Regions from separate parts of the Homo sapiens genome. Here all the other regions are linked to region 1. Evidence: read pairs that join two places in POLR2A ChIA-PET (ENCODE). Cell type or tissue: CD4-positive, alpha-beta T cell. All regions are shown on one strand. Links, peaks and the distances in the headings refer to the core of each region. The heading gives the core; the rest is flanking DNA.

Evidence for each region. ChIA-PET counts read pairs that join two places held together with the same protein. Peaks named below come from ENCODE experiments on the same cell type or tissue, not always from the same donor. Only the 100,000 strongest peaks of a DNase experiment are listed, where the experiment ranks them.
Region 2: POLR2A ChIA-PET joins it to region 1 with 7 read pairs; 1 of 35 experiments calls an interaction of 5 or more read pairs at or near these places.
Region 3: POLR2A ChIA-PET joins it to region 1 with 5 read pairs; 3 of 35 experiments call an interaction of 5 or more read pairs at or near these places.

The regions. Positions count from the first base shown.
Region 1 is chr17:40,599,433-40,605,260 of GRCh38, reverse strand. No RefSeq gene overlaps it. Among named protein-coding and RNA genes, the nearest start is that of CCR7, 37 kb to the right of the region's middle. RefSeq lists an enhancer at 2,265-2,524. In CD4-positive, alpha-beta T cell, for the core only: no CTCF peak of the experiment used is centred there; DNase peaks (open chromatin) are centred at 2,260 and 3,480; H3K4me3 peaks cover 1,288 bases; H3K27ac peaks cover 4,778 bases.
Region 2 is chr17:39,014,570-39,020,397 of GRCh38, reverse strand. All of the region lies in intron 1 of LOC105371767 (a long non-coding RNA gene), which reads left to right. Among named protein-coding and RNA genes, the nearest start is that of LINC02079, 9.6 kb to the left of the region's middle. In CD4-positive, alpha-beta T cell, for the core only: no CTCF peak of the experiment used is centred there; a DNase peak (open chromatin) is centred at 3,417; H3K27ac peaks cover 1,949 bases.
Region 3 is chr17:40,671,851-40,677,678 of GRCh38, reverse strand. All of the region lies in intron 1 of LOC105371775 (a long non-coding RNA gene), which reads right to left. Among named protein-coding and RNA genes, the nearest start is that of KRT222, 9.6 kb to the right of the region's middle. In CD4-positive, alpha-beta T cell, for the core only: no CTCF peak of the experiment used is centred there; no DNase peak of the experiment used is centred there; H3K27me3 peaks cover 342 bases.

The DNA.
Region 1 (5,828 bases), core at 252-5,251:
GCTGTTGGATACCATTTTAGCTAAGAACCCAGCAGAATCTGAGGAGTTTAGGATCTGCAGTCATCATGGTAGTTTCGGGCAACCTTCTATGAAGCACTATTTGGGGTTATGTGCCTAAGAAGGGACAAGCCTACAAAAGCCTGGACACACAGCCTGCTCCCCGCCAAGGAAATAAAATGATACAAACAGACAAAGATGTAGGCAGCAGAGACCCATGCTGGGACAGGCAGCCAACTGGGGAAAAGTGTGAGTCCAGGCCCCAGGCTCTGTGTACAGGCCTGGAGGTCTGGGCCCAGAAACCAGAGGTGGAAACTGTTACCACCTGTCTTTTTCTGGCTGTCGGGGTATGGAAGGTGAGTGAGGGGTAGACTAAACTCATACAAACCGCATCCTAGCCCAAACGACTTGGTGCTAAAAGGCTGAGTCTGATCGGGTCTGGTTGGGTCTAGTCAGGCATGCAGCTTAAATACCACCCATGCCCTAAGTGGACTAAAAGTCAGCACAGGCACCTGAGTTCAAGCTACAGCGCTGCACCTTGCTTGCTATGCCCCCTTCAAAAAACCTCTGCTTCTCTTTAAGCTTTAGCTTCCTCGTGTGTAAACTGGGGAACGTTCCCAGTGCTTACCTGTAGGGTTGTTTTGAGGATAAAATGAGACAACTAGTACAAAGCACTTGGACAGTGGTACACTGTTATTATCAGCCACGTAGATCCCTTCCAATCCTCTCAGCTAAAAATGACCTCTGCCCCATTTTGAACTCACATCACAGCCTGGCTCTGTCTCTTATTTACTGCCCTTGAAGGGAAGATCCCTATTTGATTCAATCCACAGCATCTCATTAGAATTCAAATGATGAGTGAGGATTTAAACAATTCTTGTGAGAGAGGGTGGGGGGAAAGAAAGAACTTAGAAACAATGATGTTATTGGCAGATTGGCAGAAATAGGCAACTACAGCCAGCTACCAAAACAAGAACAGTAGCAGACTGAGTAGATTGGAGCTTGGATCCAACTTGCAAGTTCAAGGGAAGGGGACATTCAACACAGACTTGCTGCTACTCAAGGTGTGGTCCATGGACATCGCCTGGGAGCTTGTTGGAAATGTGGAATCTCAGACTCTATGCTAGACTTTCTGAATTCCACTCGAATTTTTACAAGACTCCTGTGCACTCTAAATTTTGATAAGCATTAGGCAGACTAATGGTTCTTTTTTTGTTTTGTTTTGTTTTTTGAGACGGGGTCTCACTCTGTCACCCAGGCTGGAGTGCAGTGGCACGGTCTCCGCTCACTGCAACCTCTGCTTCCTGGGTTCAAGTGATTCTCGTGCACAGGCATATGCCACCAAACCCGGCTAATTTTAGTATTTTTAGTAGAGACAGGGTTTCACCATGTTGGCCAGGCTGGTCTCGAACTGACCTCAGATGATCCGCCCGCCTCAGCCTCCCAAAATGCTGGGATTACAGGCGTGAGCCACCACACCTGGCCTGGGATCATCTGAAGAGCTTTTAAAAATGCTGATGCCCAGGGTGTATCCCAGAACAACTGGCATCATGTTGATTTTTGTAGCTCACCAGGTGATTCCAATATTCAGCCAGGGTTGAAAGCCATTCATCTAGACCAACCCTCCAATTTGCAGGTCAAGAAACTAAAGTCCAAAGGGGTAAACTGACCTGCCCAAGGTCACACAGCAAGGGAGTGATAGTGCCTGGGACCTGAGCTCCAGTGCTCCACCCCCAGGGCTCTCTTCACTGGACTTCACTGCAAAATGGGGCAAGGTGGAGCGGAGCACCAGCGTTTCCCTTCTGGCTTGGCTTCTTCACTGTTGGGTCCTCAGCTCAGATCCCAAAGAAGGAGCTTCCTAGATGCAGGTGGCCTTACGCCTTTGAATTCCCAGGTGGACTATGGCCATAGAGGCCTCACGCTCTCAGGCAGTAGGTGCCAGAAGCCTGGGGCCAGGTGGGACTCTGCTTCCTGACCGGTGGCCAGTCTCTAGGCTGGAACAGCCTCACACTCTCACCCAGCCAGCATGGGCCTGCCATTCTCACCCGCCCCCCACCATCTTCCCAGAGAGACGGAGCCCTCAGGGACTGTCCCACCACAATTCTCAGAACTCAGGTGAAGTTTCTGACCCCCCACAGCCGCAGCTCCCGACTCCTCTGAGAACTGCTGGGACAGGCCTGTTCTCAATCAGCAACCGCGACTGTCTTGAAACCATCAGAGGCTCCCTCATGACTTGTTTTCGCTCTCTTGTCAGGGTTTTGGGGGTGTGTGTGTCTCAAACCTCTGATTGTCTCTGCTTTGTGACTTTTTCTGGTGTGTTTTTGAAGTGGCTTTTTGTTATTCTGCCTCCACTCGCTCATCTTTCTCGGCAGCCGTGGAAAACACTCTCGGCCTGTTCTGCTCTCCACCGAGCACTTGGATCCCTTGTAAACAGCTTGCCTGGTGGCCTGGACCAGGCTGAACAGATAGGAAGGGCCTGGGCCTGTCAAGCCTTTGAAAATAAACATGCTGCACTGAGCTTCACCATGCTCAGGGAGGAGGATGGGGTAGACACGAGAAAGCAGAAAGAACTTTCTAGGCACAAGATTACTCTCCTGACGGCCGAGTGAGGTCTTTTCCACCGCCCTAAAACAGGCAAGAACAGAGGCCTGCCCCTTCCCTGAGCCTCAGGCCTGCTAGAAGGAGGGCACCCACCTGCAAAAGCCTTTCCTGAAAAAAAAAGAAAAAAATTTTTTTGAAACAGAATCTCACTTGGTTGCCCAGGCTGAAGCGCAAGCGGCATGATCATGGTTCACTACGGCCCTGACCTCCCCAGCTCAAGCGATCCTCTCACCCTAGCCTACCAAGTAGCTGGGACTACAGGTGCGTGCCACCATGCCTGACTAATTTTTTTTTTTTTTTGTAGAGATAGGGGTCTCACCATGTTGCTCAGGCTGGTCTCAAATGCCTGTGCTCAAGCAACCCTCCTGCCTCAGCCTCCCAAAGTGATGGGACTGCAGGCATGAGCCACCATGCCCAGCCCTCTCCTGAAATGTGAGAGGTAGATCTTAACTTGCACTGCCCAATATAGTGCCACTAACCACACATGTGACTACTGAGTGCTTAAAATGTGGCTACTTTGCGAGCATGGTGGCGGGTGCCTGTAGTCCCAGCTACTTGGGAGGCTGAGGCAGGAGAATTGTTTGAACCCGGGAGACAGAGGTTGCAGTGAGCCAAGATCGCACCATTGCACTCCAGCCTGAGTGACAGAGTGACACTCTGTCTCAAGAAAAAAAAAAGAAAAAAAAGAAAGAAAAAAGTGGCTACTTTGACTAAGGAACTGAATTTTTTATTTAGTGTTGCATAATTTAAATAGCCACGTGTGGCTAGTGGCTACTGTTAGACAGCACAACTCAAAAGCAGGGTTCTCAAACTAGGCTGCATATTAGAATCACCTGGGAGCTTTAAACCACTCTGACGCCTGCAGCCATCCCTGGTGACTTTGATTTATTGCCACTGGGTATGGGCAGAGCCAGAGTTCTGAAAGCCCCACGTGTGATTCTCACGCACAGCCAGTTTTGCAAAACTCTGGCCCAAAGGACTTCCCACAGCTTTTCCACCTCTGACATCCTACACGTTGATCTGGTCTCTACAGTTTTCAGAATTTAAGGAGCAAGGAATTTACTTAGAGAATCAACTCAAGATGCTGGAAAATGTTTTTCTATGTTCTAAATGTAATGCATGTTCGTTGTAACACATGGGAGAAAATTGAGAAAACTCAGAGAAATGAACAGAAGAAAGTCAAAATCCCCTAAAATCCCACCACCTAGAGAAAAAGGGTTGAAACACTTAGACGTATATCCTTCAAGGCATTTTTCCATGGATAGAGCCTTATTTTCCTTCAAAATTGAAATCCTACTATGCTTCCTATTTTGTAATGTTTTTGTCACTTTACTTATTTGATTAACAAATATATCATCAATTGTAATGGCTACATGACATTCTATTGCATATAAACCACTATTTATCCAAATTCATATTAATATTGGCCCCATTTTTGCTATAATTTTTAAAAACATTGCTATGAAAAAATACAATGTCTTTATGAAAAGCCATTCACTAACTCCTTAGGAGAAAAGAAAAAAAAAAGAATTCAGTCAAAAGGCATAGAAAATTCTAAGACTTCTCCTAAATGTTTACCAAATGACTCTCCAGAAAAGTTGAACCAGTTCACATTCCCATCAACAGAGCATGAAAGCACCTATATTTATATGCATGTTGGCACTGGGGATTGAACTTTTCAAACTTAACAAGGTTCGAAAAAAAAATGTTTTCAACCACCAACAGGCAACCCTTCGTTTCAAAGTTCAGCACACCTTTAACGAGCACTGACTATGTGCCAGGTGTCACCTTAGGTGTTGGTGATAAAGATGAATGGAATGCATCCCTGCCCTCTAAGAACTCAAGAAAGGGGAGAATTAACAACTTGGCTTTAAGTCAAGGGAGGACAATATAGATGCTAAATAAAGGTACCAAAGTCACACTGGGAGCAGGAAAGAAAAGCCCACGATTCCTCACAGCAATGCTGGGAAGTCTGAAGGGGTGGCATTTGAGCTGGCTCTAGAAAGGTTGAGTCCAGGCGCTGGTGAGAGGTAGGAGGTGATGATATTTGGCAAACACCAAAAAATGCTGGAAGGCTCGGGGGATTGGAAAGTTATTGCTTCCACCCTCCAGTGGCTCCTATATTTATCAACCGTCTACGGTCAGGAAGCTTCTCCTTGAGTCTCTCCAACAGCCTCCTATTGCAGCTTAAACCCCTTCCTCTCGTTATCTATATAGTGGGAATGGGAGGCAGCTTGAATGCATTCTCCATAAATTCACCTCCAGAGACTTCTAGCCAAGGCAAACACCAAGCATGGTATGATATGTTTTCACTGATGAGTTGGTCCCTTTTGCATTATTTGCTCCTTCTATAAAAACAACATCGACTTGTAATGTCAATATGTCCATTTACCAGCCTGGGCAATATAATGAAACCCTGCCTCTACAAAAAATAAAAAAATTAGCCAGGTGTGGTGGCATGTGCTGGTAGTCCCAGCTACTTGGGAGGCTGAGGTGGGAGGATCAATTGAACATGGGAAGTCAGGGCTGCAGTGAGCTGTGCTCGTGCCACTGCACTCCAGCCTAGGTGACAAAGCAAGACCTTGTCTTAAAAAAATAGAGGTAGATAGATAATGTGTGTGTGTGTGTGTGTGTGTGTATAGTTTTTTGTTTTTTGTTTTTTTAAGTTGCAAAACTCAAGACCATAGGGCAAACATCAAGGTGACCTGAATTCCCCAGGCCGCTGGTCGTTAACCCAACTTTTCCCCCATTATTAGGATGGCCAATGCCAGCCCCATAGAGAGAAAGGGGCAGCCAGTTCAAATCCTGGCTCTTCTACTTAGGCCCTTGTGAATTCCCTTGGGTAAACTCACTTTTTCATCTCCCTGGGCCTATAAGACATGGATGGTATGAATAGTGAAAAGTTAGGTTTGGGGAGGTAAGGGAAGCCTTTTGTTAATAATAATAATAATCACCTGTGACTCCCATCCATGTGGGCTCACGTCAAGCGGGCCAGCCCCTTGCCTTCTCTTTTTGTGAGTCTCTGTGACCCACAAACACACACCCTTTCAACCGAGTCTGCCATGTATTTCAGGAATAACACATGTTCCGGAAGACGGCCTTTCTTGGGAAACTCACTGAAAAATGAATTAAGGGACTTGCCCAACTGTGTCTCGGGGCAGGAGGTAAGAAGGGCATGACAGCCACGGGACCTTTTCCACCCATTGACCGACACTCCCTCTTTCCCCAAT
Region 2 (5,828 bases), core at 593-5,592, 1.6 Mb after region 1:
CTTGAACCCGGGAGGCAGAAGTTGCAGTGAGCCGAGATCACACCACTGCACTCCAGCCTGGGGCACAAGAGCCAGACTTCATCTCAAAAAAAAAAAAAAAAAAAAGGAGCAACTCCTCATCCATTCAAGTGTTATCATGAGATGGCAGCAATTCAGTTTCATCTTCAGGCTCCACTTCTAATTCTGGTTATCTTGCTATTTCCACAACATCTGCAGTTACTCTCCACTGAAGTCTGAACTCCTCAAAGTCATCCATAAGCATTGGAATCAACTTCTTCTAAATTGTTGTTGTTGTTTTTGAGATGGAGTCTTGCTCTGTCACCGAGGCTGGAGTGCAATGGCGTGATCTCAGCTCACTGCAACCTCTGCCTCCTGGGTTCAAGCAATTCTCCTGCCACGGCCTCCCAAGTAGTTGGGATTACAGGCACTCACCACCACGCCCAGCTAATTTTTGTATTTTTAGTAGAGACGGGGTTTCACCATGTTAGCCAGGATGGTCTTGATTTCCTGACCTCGTGATCTGCCTGCCTCGGCCTCCCAAAGTGCTGGGATTACAGGCGTGAGCCACCGCGCCCACCCAAGAGGAAGCACCATCTATGTCAGCAATAGCCTTACAGAATGAACTTCTGAAATAATAAGATTTGAAAGTGGAAATTACACCTTGATCCATGGGCTGTAGAACAGATGTTGTGTTAGCAGGCATGAAAACAACATTGATCTCCTTGTACATTTCCGTCAGAGCTCTTGGATGACCAAGTGCATTGTCAATGAGCAGTAATATTTTTTAAAGAATCTTTTTTTCTAAGCAGTAGGTCTCAACAGTAAACTTAAAATATTTGCTAAGCCATGCTATAAATATGTGCTGACATCCAGGCTTTGTTGTTCCATTTATAGAACACAGGCAGAGTAAATTTAGCATGATTATTAAGGGCCCTAGGATTTCTAGAAAGGTAAAAGACTATAAAGTCACCAGCTGCATTTGCCCCTATCAAGAGGGTCAGCCTATCCCTTGAAGCCAGGCATTGACTTCTCTCTAGTTATGAAAGTCCTAGCTGGCATCTTCTTCCAATAGAAGGTTGTTTCATCCACATTGAAAATCTGTTGTTGAGCGTAGCCACCTTCATCAGTGATCTGAGCTAGATCTCTCGACAACTTGCTGCAGCTTCTCCATCAGCACTTGCTGCTTCACCTTACACCTTTATGTTACAGAGACAGCTTCATTCCTTCAGCCAACCTCTGCGAGCTTCAAACTTTTCTTCTGAAGCTTCATCACCCCTCTCAGCCTTCATAGAATTCAAGAGAGTTGTGACCTTGCTCTGGATTAACTCTTCATCCAAATTAACTCTTCATCCTCAGCACCCAAATATATGACTCATAGGCAGTTCCACTGCATAAACAAACAACACAAAATGAGGAAATGGGGAGCAAAGTGCCAGACACTGCAAGTGTTTCTGGAATAAATTCCTTCCTGGCCTGGTCTTTGCAATCCAGATTGTCAGTTTCTGGGGAAAATAACTTTCTGTCATATAAACATCGGAGGAGCAAGGAGCGTAGGAGGCCTGGGACCATGGCTCAGGGTGGATTAGAATCAAGCACCAAAAAGCTTAAAGGAATTTCCGCTTTCCTTTGTTTATGGTGATTTACCAAAAGGCCTTTTGAGGAAGTAGTTCTGCCTTTGAGACCTTAGAGAAGCAGACAAGCTCCTGCAGGTTTCCTTCAAGCTTTCTCTCAGTTCTCCTCCTTGGGTCTGATTATTAAAAGACATAACCACCTCTGTGGTTTCTGTTACTTCCATCTTGGTTTCTTCTTTTCAAGCAACTGTGTGGATTTGACACCCAGCAATTACAAGAACCTGGATGAATGCAGGTCTCTTGCACCAGTTGTATTTCCTGCACTCTAGTAAAACAAAGCTCCTCGTCAGTCTGGCATAGCTGATACTCCCACTCCCGCCTCCACCCCTGCTCATCATAAAAGGATCCCTTGGATAGGACTTTACAGCTTTCAAGGCACTTTCACACGTTCAAGTCTTAAAGGCAGGGCAAGCAGAGCGCATGCAGAGATGGGGCCGTCCCGGCACCCGCTGCGGTCTCTCCCCCTGCCCAAGCCCAAGCATGATGCTGAGCTCAGTGCAAGTTTAATGATACTTTAGATTGATGGATCCCCTTAGTTTTCTAAACACTTTCTCAGAATATCTCATCTGATCATCATATTAAAATACAAAAAATTAGGCTGGCCGTGGTAGCTCACGCCTGAAATCCCAGCACTTTGGGAGGCTGAGGTGGGTGTATCACCTGAGGTCAGGAGTTCGAGAGCAGTCTGGCCAACATGGTGAAACCCCGTCTCTAGTAAAAATTAAAAAAAATTTAGCCGGGTGTGTTGGTGGGTGCCTGTAATCCCAGCTACTCGGGAGGCTGAGGCAGGAGAATCGCTTGAACCCTGGAGGCAGAGGTTGCAGTGAGCCGAGATCACGCCATTGCACTCCAGCTTGGGCAACAAGAGTGAAATTCCGTCTCGGAAAAAAAATAATAATAATAAATACAAAAAATGAGCTGGGCATGGTGGTACAAAAGTAATGCAGTTTTGCTATTGCTTTTAATGGCAAAAACCACAATTACTTTTGCACCATCCTACTAGTTCTTTGAGGTTGGCAAGGGGGGAATTCGCATCCCATTTCAGGGATGAAGGAAACTGAATCTCAGAGCCCTGAATGATTTTCCAAGGCCCCCCTGCAATGTAACCCTTCTGAGAAGATCTCATCAGAACTTCAACTCTGCCCACCACCAATAAGAGAACAATAAGAGCTAACATTTACTGAATGGCTCGCCTGGTGCAGGCGGTGCTTAGCGCCTCATATGTGCTCCACATCAGCAGGTAGAAAGGAAGTGGTTATCTTTAACCATTGTTGGATTCCCAAGGATGTCAGTCCAAACACGCTTCTTGGGCACTTATCCTGGGCCCAGGAAAGCAGTTCTGAAAATACAGAAAACAAGAACTAGTCGCACTTACAGTGCTTACTGTGGAGTCAGTGAGGCAAGATGAAATCACAAGAGGCTGGCGCAGTGGCTCACGCCTGTAATCCCAGCCCTTTGGGAGACCGAGGTGGGTGGATCACCTGAGGTCAGGAGTTCAAGACCAGCCGGACCAACATGGTGAAACCCCATCTCTACTAAAAATACAAAAATTAGCTAGGCATGGTTGTGGGCCCCTGTAATCCCAGCTACTTGGGAGGCTGAGGCACAAGAATCACTTGAACCCAGGCAGCAGAGGTTGCAGTGAGCCGAGATCACACCAGTGCACTCCAGCCTGGGCAACAGAGTGACACTCTGTCTCAAATAAAAAAAAAAAGAAAAGAAAAGAAAAAAAGAAATCACATGAAAGCAATGAGCCACGTGAACCTAATCCATGGGTAAGCAGGATGTGGTGTCATGATGTAGATTAGGTAATATCCACGGTTCCCAGCTCAAACTCTCTCTAACCATGTTTTTCCTCTACTCTCACACCACAACAATCAACACAGAAGGCTTCTGTGACCATGTGTGTGGAGGTTTGCCTCCACACACCAAGGACTGGACACCAGCTGGGTGTCCTCTAATTCTGTTCTGACACTATCTACATGGAGATAGTGTCAGATCCCACAGGCTGGGGGCTCAGTGTCCAAGACTGCCCCACTCCCACACCAGTCGCAAGTCCAGGCCTCCAGAACTTCTGGCCAACAGGCTTCAAGTTAGGCTTCCCATGACCCCTCTTTGGGTTCAATTAATTTGCTGAATCAGTTCACAGAACTCAGGGAGACACTTACATGTACTGGTTTATTAGAAGGATATTACAAAGGATACAGATGAAGATGATACAGAAGGGCTGGGCTCCCAACTAAACCCCACCCTTAAGCCTGGAACCATGGCCCTAGGTGAAAACAGCTGAACCCATTCTTCCACCCAAACGTTGCCTTTTTTGGCCTGCCCCGCCCCTATCCTGTTCCCATAAAAGACTTCAGCTGGCACAGCAACACAAGTGGCTGAGGGTCAGGATACAAGCATGTGAGCTGTGACCAGAGAAGCAACTGAGCATCGGAGACTACGGATAGATGCAGCTAACTTCAGATGGTGCAGCTTCTGAGAGGGGCCCAGCTGGAGACGGCCAGGCTTCAGGGAAAGATCACCTTCCCATCCCTTTTCCAGCCTCCCTTTCCACTGAGAGTCACTCACCACTCAATAAAGTCTTCCGCATTCATCACTTCTTTTTTTTTGAGACGGAGTCTCACTCTGTCTCTCAGGCTGGAGTGCAATGGCACGACATCGGCTCACTGCAACCTCCGCGTCCCGGGTTCAAGTGATTCTTGTGCCTCAGCCTCCAGAGTAGCTAGGACTACAGGCACGCGCCACCACACCTGGCTAATTTTTGTATTTTTAGTAGAGGCGAGGTTTCACCATGTTGGCCAGGCTGGTCTCAAACTCCTAACCTCAAGCGATCTGCCCACCTCAGCCTCCCAAAGTGCTAGGATTACAGGCGTGAGCCACTGCGCCCGGCCATTCATCACATTTCAAACAGTTCATGTGAGCTTATTCTTCCTGGATGCTGGACAAGAATCTGGGTGCCGAGAGGGCAGGGGCTCCCACTCTGACCCTCCACTGAGCTAGTTGGCACTCGACCAGCCCTGGACAGCAGAACTGAAAGAGCATTGGTTGTAACATGCTTGGACGCTGTGCGGGGCCCACACAGAACCTGATGCAGCCAGAGAGGAGCGAATGGCCGGTTCCAGCATTTGTCCCCTCGGGTTCCCACACTTATTCACTCACACTTTCCCTCCCATGAGGAGTGGTCAGTGACAGGCTGAGTGCAACAAGCCACTCCAGTTCCCACTCGCGAAGGGGGTTGAGGGAAGTATCCCATCTAAGAGACATGTAGGGTGAGGTGTGGGGGAAGGGGTACGGAGCTTCCACGCGCCCCCTGGGCCCATCACCCTCCAGGAAGCTCCAGTGTTCAGCTATCCAGAAGCTCACTGGGCCCTGTCCTCTTGGGGCTTGTTTTGTTTTGTTTTTGAGACAAGGTCTTGCTCTGTCACCCAGGCTTCAGTGTAGTGACGCAATCTCGGCTCACTGCAACTTCCACCTCCCAGGCTCAAGCAATCCTCCCACCTCAGCCTCCTGAGTGGCTGGGACTACAGGAGTGCACCACCAGGCCCAGTTACTTTTTTGTATTTTTAGTAGAAATGGAATTTTGCCACTTTGCCCAGGCTGGTCCCAAACTCCTGGCCTCAAGCAGTCCTCCTGCCTTGGCCTCCCAAAATGCTGAGATTAGAGGCGTGAGCCACCAAGCCTGGCCTCTTGGGTTTTTATGGAAGCTTCACGATGTCAGCATTCCTTCCCCCAGGGTGTGGTCTTCAGACTCATAGTCATGAAATCAGGGGAACATTCAGGTGAAAGGAGGGCAGGAGAAGGTCAGAGGCCTGCCCCTGAGGCCTAACATACCCAATGTTCTAACAAGACTGTAAGAAGGGCTCTGGGAGTTATCAGCCAGGAACAGCCCAACGAGTTCACCTTGCCTGCTGCCTAGACCGAGCCCGTTAGTCAAGACGGGAACTGCAATAGAGACAGTAATTCACACAGAGCCAGCTGTGTGGGAGACCAGAGTTTTATTATTTCTCAAATCAGTCTCCCTGAGCATTCAGGGATCAGAGTTTTCAAGGATAATTTGGTGGGTGGAGGGGCCAGTGAGTCGGAAGTGCTGACTCATTGGGTCGAAGATGAAATCATAGGGAGTTAAAGCTGTCCTCTTCCAGAGTCAGTTCCTGAGTGGGTCCACAAGATCACATGAGCCAGTTTATTGAT
Region 3 (5,828 bases), core at 327-5,326, 72 kb before region 1:
ATAAAAGATTGCCTACTTTAATATTCATTTGTTTGTTTAAAAACATTAAGCACTAAGTCTAAGGGGCTGGTGGGACGACGGAAATGGGGCAAATTTTAAAGAAATGTAAGACACGCACTCTTTGCCCTTAAGGACAATCTGGTTAAGAAGAAAACAATTACCAAGTATATTTAACCCCACTTAAAGGTGTGAGCAAATAAAATTTTGTTAATCCATATATTTTAAATACTGTGCATTTAATAGCCAAGGTCAGGTGCTATCTCTTCTGTGAAGCCAATGGGAAAATATAATTTTAAAAAAAAATTTGTACAGCCACAATTTTGTTTGTAAAATTTCTCTTTGTCAAAAACTCAACTGTACACTTCTGGAACACCAGTTTCTATGCACCCAGTAGGCTCAGAAAGGAGTCCCCGTGGATATACATGTGTGCCGCGGCTGTGCAACATGGCCCCCGGCATGACACAACAGTGAAGCAGCTGGAAGGTGCTCAAATACTCAGACTGGCTGGGAAGTTGAAAGCAAGGGAAGAAGAGAGGGATGGGGAGAGAACAGCAGCTGTCAGGGAGCAGAGCACAGCCTAGAGAAAGCTGGGGTGCTTTGCACTGGCAGCTGAAAACTAAGGAGGCAGTGGGGGCATGAAGTAAGGAGGAGACAGAAAGGGGGACGGGATGTGGAGAGCTTGCTGCTGGAGTAGGCACATTTATCCGGCCAGTTGCAGCAGTGCAGAGGGAATATTTAAGCCTGAAAATAGAGTTCAATCATTCAAGCCGTTGGGTAAAGGCAAATAATTAGCAAAAATAATACAAAAAGATACGTGAACTTTATTTAAAAACTAGAACTACGTGGTCCCTTTGATCATGATCTGCACAGGTGTCCTCAAGCTGTCCACGCAGTCTTTCTAGGGAGGCTACCAGAGTGGGTGAAAATGGAAAACTAAAGCGGGGTCCTGCATTCAAGGCATTTCAAACACGTAAAGTTAAACTAAATGTTTGATTCTGAGGACTAGACTGTTACTATTACAAGAGTTGTGCAGGGCATATATCCAAGACTGGACAGGGACCAGTCCCTGTTGTCAGAGAAACTTCACACTGAGACACAAGCTTGCTCAGGTAGGGTGGGCGTTGAAAGCCAGGAGGAGGGATTTCTGTAAACTCTTGCTTCCTCTGTCATCGGCCACCCCTTAAGTTTTCTATTTCCTGCCTCTTCCACTTTACTAATTCTGTTTCCCAGAAAACACTCCACACCATCCCCCATAAGGGTTCAAAGTCTACCATATAAATGTCTTCCCAAATGTGCTAAAATGTACCCTCCAAAAAACAATTTTTTTTTTACCTATTCTGGATATTTCATATAAGTAGAAGTATATAAGACGTGACCTTTGGGGTCCGGCTTGCATTTAGTGTAATGTTTTCAAGGTTTGTCCACCTTTTAGGATGCATCAGTACTTTACTCCCTATTATGGCTTAATAACATTGCATTGTATGTACGTAGCACATATTTGCTTGTCCATTTACCCATTGATGGAAACTTGGGTTGCTTCCCCCTTTTGGCTATGATGAATAGTGCTGCTATCCACAGAGAGCAAATTGGTGGTTTGAAGGGGCTGGGGGAATGGGAGGATAGGAAATGATTGCTTCATGGGTTGGGTTTTCTTTGGGGGTGATGAAAATAGCTTGAAGCTACACAGAGGTGTTAGTTACACAACATGGTGAGTGTACTAAATGCCAATGAACTGTACATTTTTTAATGGTTAATTTTACGTTGCGTGAATTTCACTTGGATTTTTTAAAATTAATTTCCAGGCAGACCCCCTGCCACCTGTCTAAAACAGGGTCCCATGTGTGGGTTAAACTACAAATGAGAAATGTTACATATCTTAAAATAAATTGCCTATAACATATGTATGCAGCATCCTTCATAGCCAAGGTCAGACGCTACCTCCTCCATGAAATCTGCTATGGAAATACAATTAAAAACAAAATATCCAGTCTGGCCAACATGGTGAAACCCCGTCTCTACTAAAAATACAAAAATTAGGCGTGGTGGCGGGCGCCTGTAGTCCCAGCTACTCGGGAGGCTGAGGCGGGAGAATGGCGTGAACCTGGGAGGCAGAGCTTGCAGTGAGCCGAGATTGCGCCACTGCACTCCAGCCTGGGCGACAGAGCGAGACTCCGTCTCAAAAAAAAAAAGAAAAGAAAAGAAAAGAAAATTAGTCGGGTGTGATGGTGGGCCCCTGTAGTCCCAGCTACTCAGGAGGCTGAGGCAGGAGAATCGCTTGAACCCAAGAGGCGGAGGTTGCAGTGAGCCAAGATCGCACCACTGCACTCCAGCCTGGGAGACAGAGTGAGACTCCGTCTCAAAAAAAATAAAAAATAGTAAAAAAATCTCCTAACCTAGAAATCCTCTCCACCAAGGTAAACGAGAAAGAAAATCATTTTACTATTGAATAAGCGTTAAAACAGAATGTGATGCCCGTCACAAGCAATCCACTAAGAGACTGCAAAGACAGAAAGATAGCTCTTCCTTTATATAGCCAAGCAGACACAGCCCATTACGTGGATGTTCTCAGGATGAACAACAGCTACTCTTCACATAAGAGGACTTCACAGCACCATATGTCACACACGGTTTATCCTAACTTTACCCATAATTTGGGTGACCATCTATGTTAGTTAATAGGCTTTATATACAGGGAAAGTAAACTTCTCACATCTTTATAATAGGAGGTAGCTTTGGAGCAAGGTGCCTGCCGAAATTAGGTCCTGCCCTCCCACAGAACCTGGGACACAGGGGTGTTTATTTCCTTGGATGGTCACGCTCAAAAGGCTTGATTCCCAGTCTTGAGAAAGGCATTCCTTGGTTGTAAAGTTGGCAAAAGATTTATTTTACTTTTTAAAAGATTTACTCACATTTCAAAGAGACAGCGAAAGAATTTACAAGTTTTCTAAAGTAAATGCTCGAAGAAAGGGGAGTACAGGGGTGTCTTTTCCCTTATTTTTAACAGGAAGAATTAAGTCTCTTATTTTTAATTTATGTTTGCCTTTATTTGCCTTCTCTGATCCCCTCAGGAAAAAAAAAAAAAAGGCAATTACTTCCTCTTCAGAGATGCCTTACTTGTGGCACTTCGCAATTCTACCCTGAATTGGAGCAGTGCGGCAGGGTCAGGGTCTGGTTCCTTCTGTGTCCTTCATGGTGCGAGGGACCGTGAGCCAGAGCCAACGTTGAGAGAAAGCCCTTCCTTGAGCTCATTGTTGCAATGGAAATGTTCTGTATCTTGACTGCATTGGTGTGAATACCCTGGTTGTGATATGGTCCTCTAGTTTTACAAGCTGTTGCCATCGGGGAAATTCAGTAAAGGATATGTGGGATTGCTCTGTACTGTTTCTTACAGTAACTGAATCCACAGTTACCTCAAAAGTTTAGCTAAAAATGAAAAAGGCTTTTGAATGACTAAAAACATGTGTTTATAAACCACTGAATAATGGCTATGGAACATCATAAAGTCCAGAATGCTGTACAGTCTGGGCTGAGGAGAAGAAAGCTCACAGCTGCATTCCTGGGAAGATTTGGGCAATGTTAAGGGGTGAGGGTCCAGGGAATACTGTCAGGGTGCTAAAAATTGATATGCAGGGCAGAAAGCCTGTGAGAATGACCTAAGTAGAAATTTTTTTAAACAAAATAAAAATTTTCAAAAAGAGAAAAGACAACAGAGGGAAAATTCAAGAGGCCAGGCGCAGTGGCTCACGCCTGTAATCCCAGCACTTTAGGAGACCAAGGTGGCAGATCACCTGAGGTCAGGAGTTTGAGACCAGCCTGGCCAACATGGCAAAACCCCATCTCTACTAAAAATACAAAAATTACCTGGGCATGGTGGCGGGCACCTGTAGTCCCAACTACTCGGGAGGCTGAGGCAGGAGAATCACTTGAACCCAGGAGACAGAGGTTGCAGTGAACCAAGATCACACCACTGCACTCCATCCAGCCTGGGCGACAGAGCAAGACTCCATCTACGGAAAAAAAAAAAAAAAAGAAAAAAAAAAGCAAGAAAGGATAAATGCAAGTGCAAGGAAATAAATTGTCTAGAATAAACTAAGATGCAGAGAAATGACTAAGACTAGAGTATCAGGACACAGAATAGAAGACAGCAGGGCCAATGTCGTAAGTTATAGAAAGCAGGTTTAGAAAAATCAATATTTCAAAGACAGGAAGAGCTAAGGGAACACCTGTCAAATTGGTGAAGACAATGTACTTAGAACCCAACAAAGACCTCCCTTCTAGAGATTTGAAAGGAGACGTAAATATTGTAGCTCAAGTGAGTAGATGGGAGCACAGTTTCAACCTACAACTATGACTTCAAAGATTGGGACTTAACGCACTCCAGATAAAAAAGGAATGGAGAAAATTCTGAATAGTTTTGGAAGATGCCTATAGTCTGCTAAGCTAGAAAAAAATCATGAATTGTAATACACCAAAATTGTATAAACTGGGTGTTCTAAAATGAGCTCACCCTCTATCTAGTAAAGCTCATTTTGACCATCTGTGTGTATTGGGCCTCAAAAAACAAGGTAAGAAGGAGAAGCACCTGGAAGTATCTGGAAGATGCCAGAGAAAATAGGACCCAATGGCAAAGTCCTTGATTGGCAAAACTGCCCTGCTTTTTGCCCTTGAGTTACAGCAGCAAAGAATGAAGTGAGCATCTGCCAGGACTAAGATTGCATGTATAATGTACTCTGCTTAATCAGTTCATGTGAAATGCATGTTCAGTGTGTATAGAAAGGCATGTAAGCATCTCTCACATACTCTGAAAACATGCTAAAAAATGCTGACAAACATATTCCCACACAAAACTCTTTATCGTCTAATTATAGTCTTAACTTATATATAAAACAAAAGATTAAATGATATCACGTAGAGGCCTGCTCCTATGAGTAGAAAAATCAATAATATAACAAAAAGGATATAAGCCAGTAAAGCCCTGTCATTTATAGCAATTTTTTAAGTTTTAAAAAAAAGCCTTTATTTGCTGACTAATTATGCCTTTATAATCCTATGAAAATGCATGCTTGATTAAGAAGAGGGAGTCACAAAATCCTAAGCTGCTAAAGAAATTATGCTTCATAAATAAAATAATACCCAAGCTCTTTGGGATTATAAAAGATCAATTGGAGTGTTCTGTCTAGCTGAAGAAAACAGATTCATATTTACAACTTCCTGGAAGGAAAAAAACACTTAATATAAACTTACATTGCCATCATTCTATCTTTTATACTTTTTAGAATAAAAACAGATCACAACATTTATGTGCAGGACAGGAAAAACATTAAATGGCTTGAGTTTGACATCCTTGTGTACAAGATTGATTTACAGGGTGAAATGTATGTGCCCAAATGCATTACATAAAAATAATCCATTATTTTCCTTTTTAATATTTTTTCCTCTTCAAAGCAAAACTCAAATTCTTGAGTGTGCCACATTTGTTAAGGACAAACAGGTTAGAAAAGATGTTATTTCTCCCAGAGTTTAATTCCAAACTCCCAGGAAATCACTCCATAAAAATTCACCAAGATGAATGATGGGTGCCTGTCTGATTTGCTTGTGTTTGTAAACACTACAAATTTGGGGACTATAGTGTTTTTGAGCCACTTACCATCCTTCTGGTAATTCATTTCCTTTACCTTCTTCAGGCAAATAAATTAATCTGTGCTCATTGTCTCAGGGGAGGATGAAACAAAAGCAATGTGTTCCTTCAGTCTAGTCTTAGAATGAAGAGGACTCAGGGCCCACACAAAATGTCCTAAAGAAACGTTATTCATTTGGCGCTTGTTTAT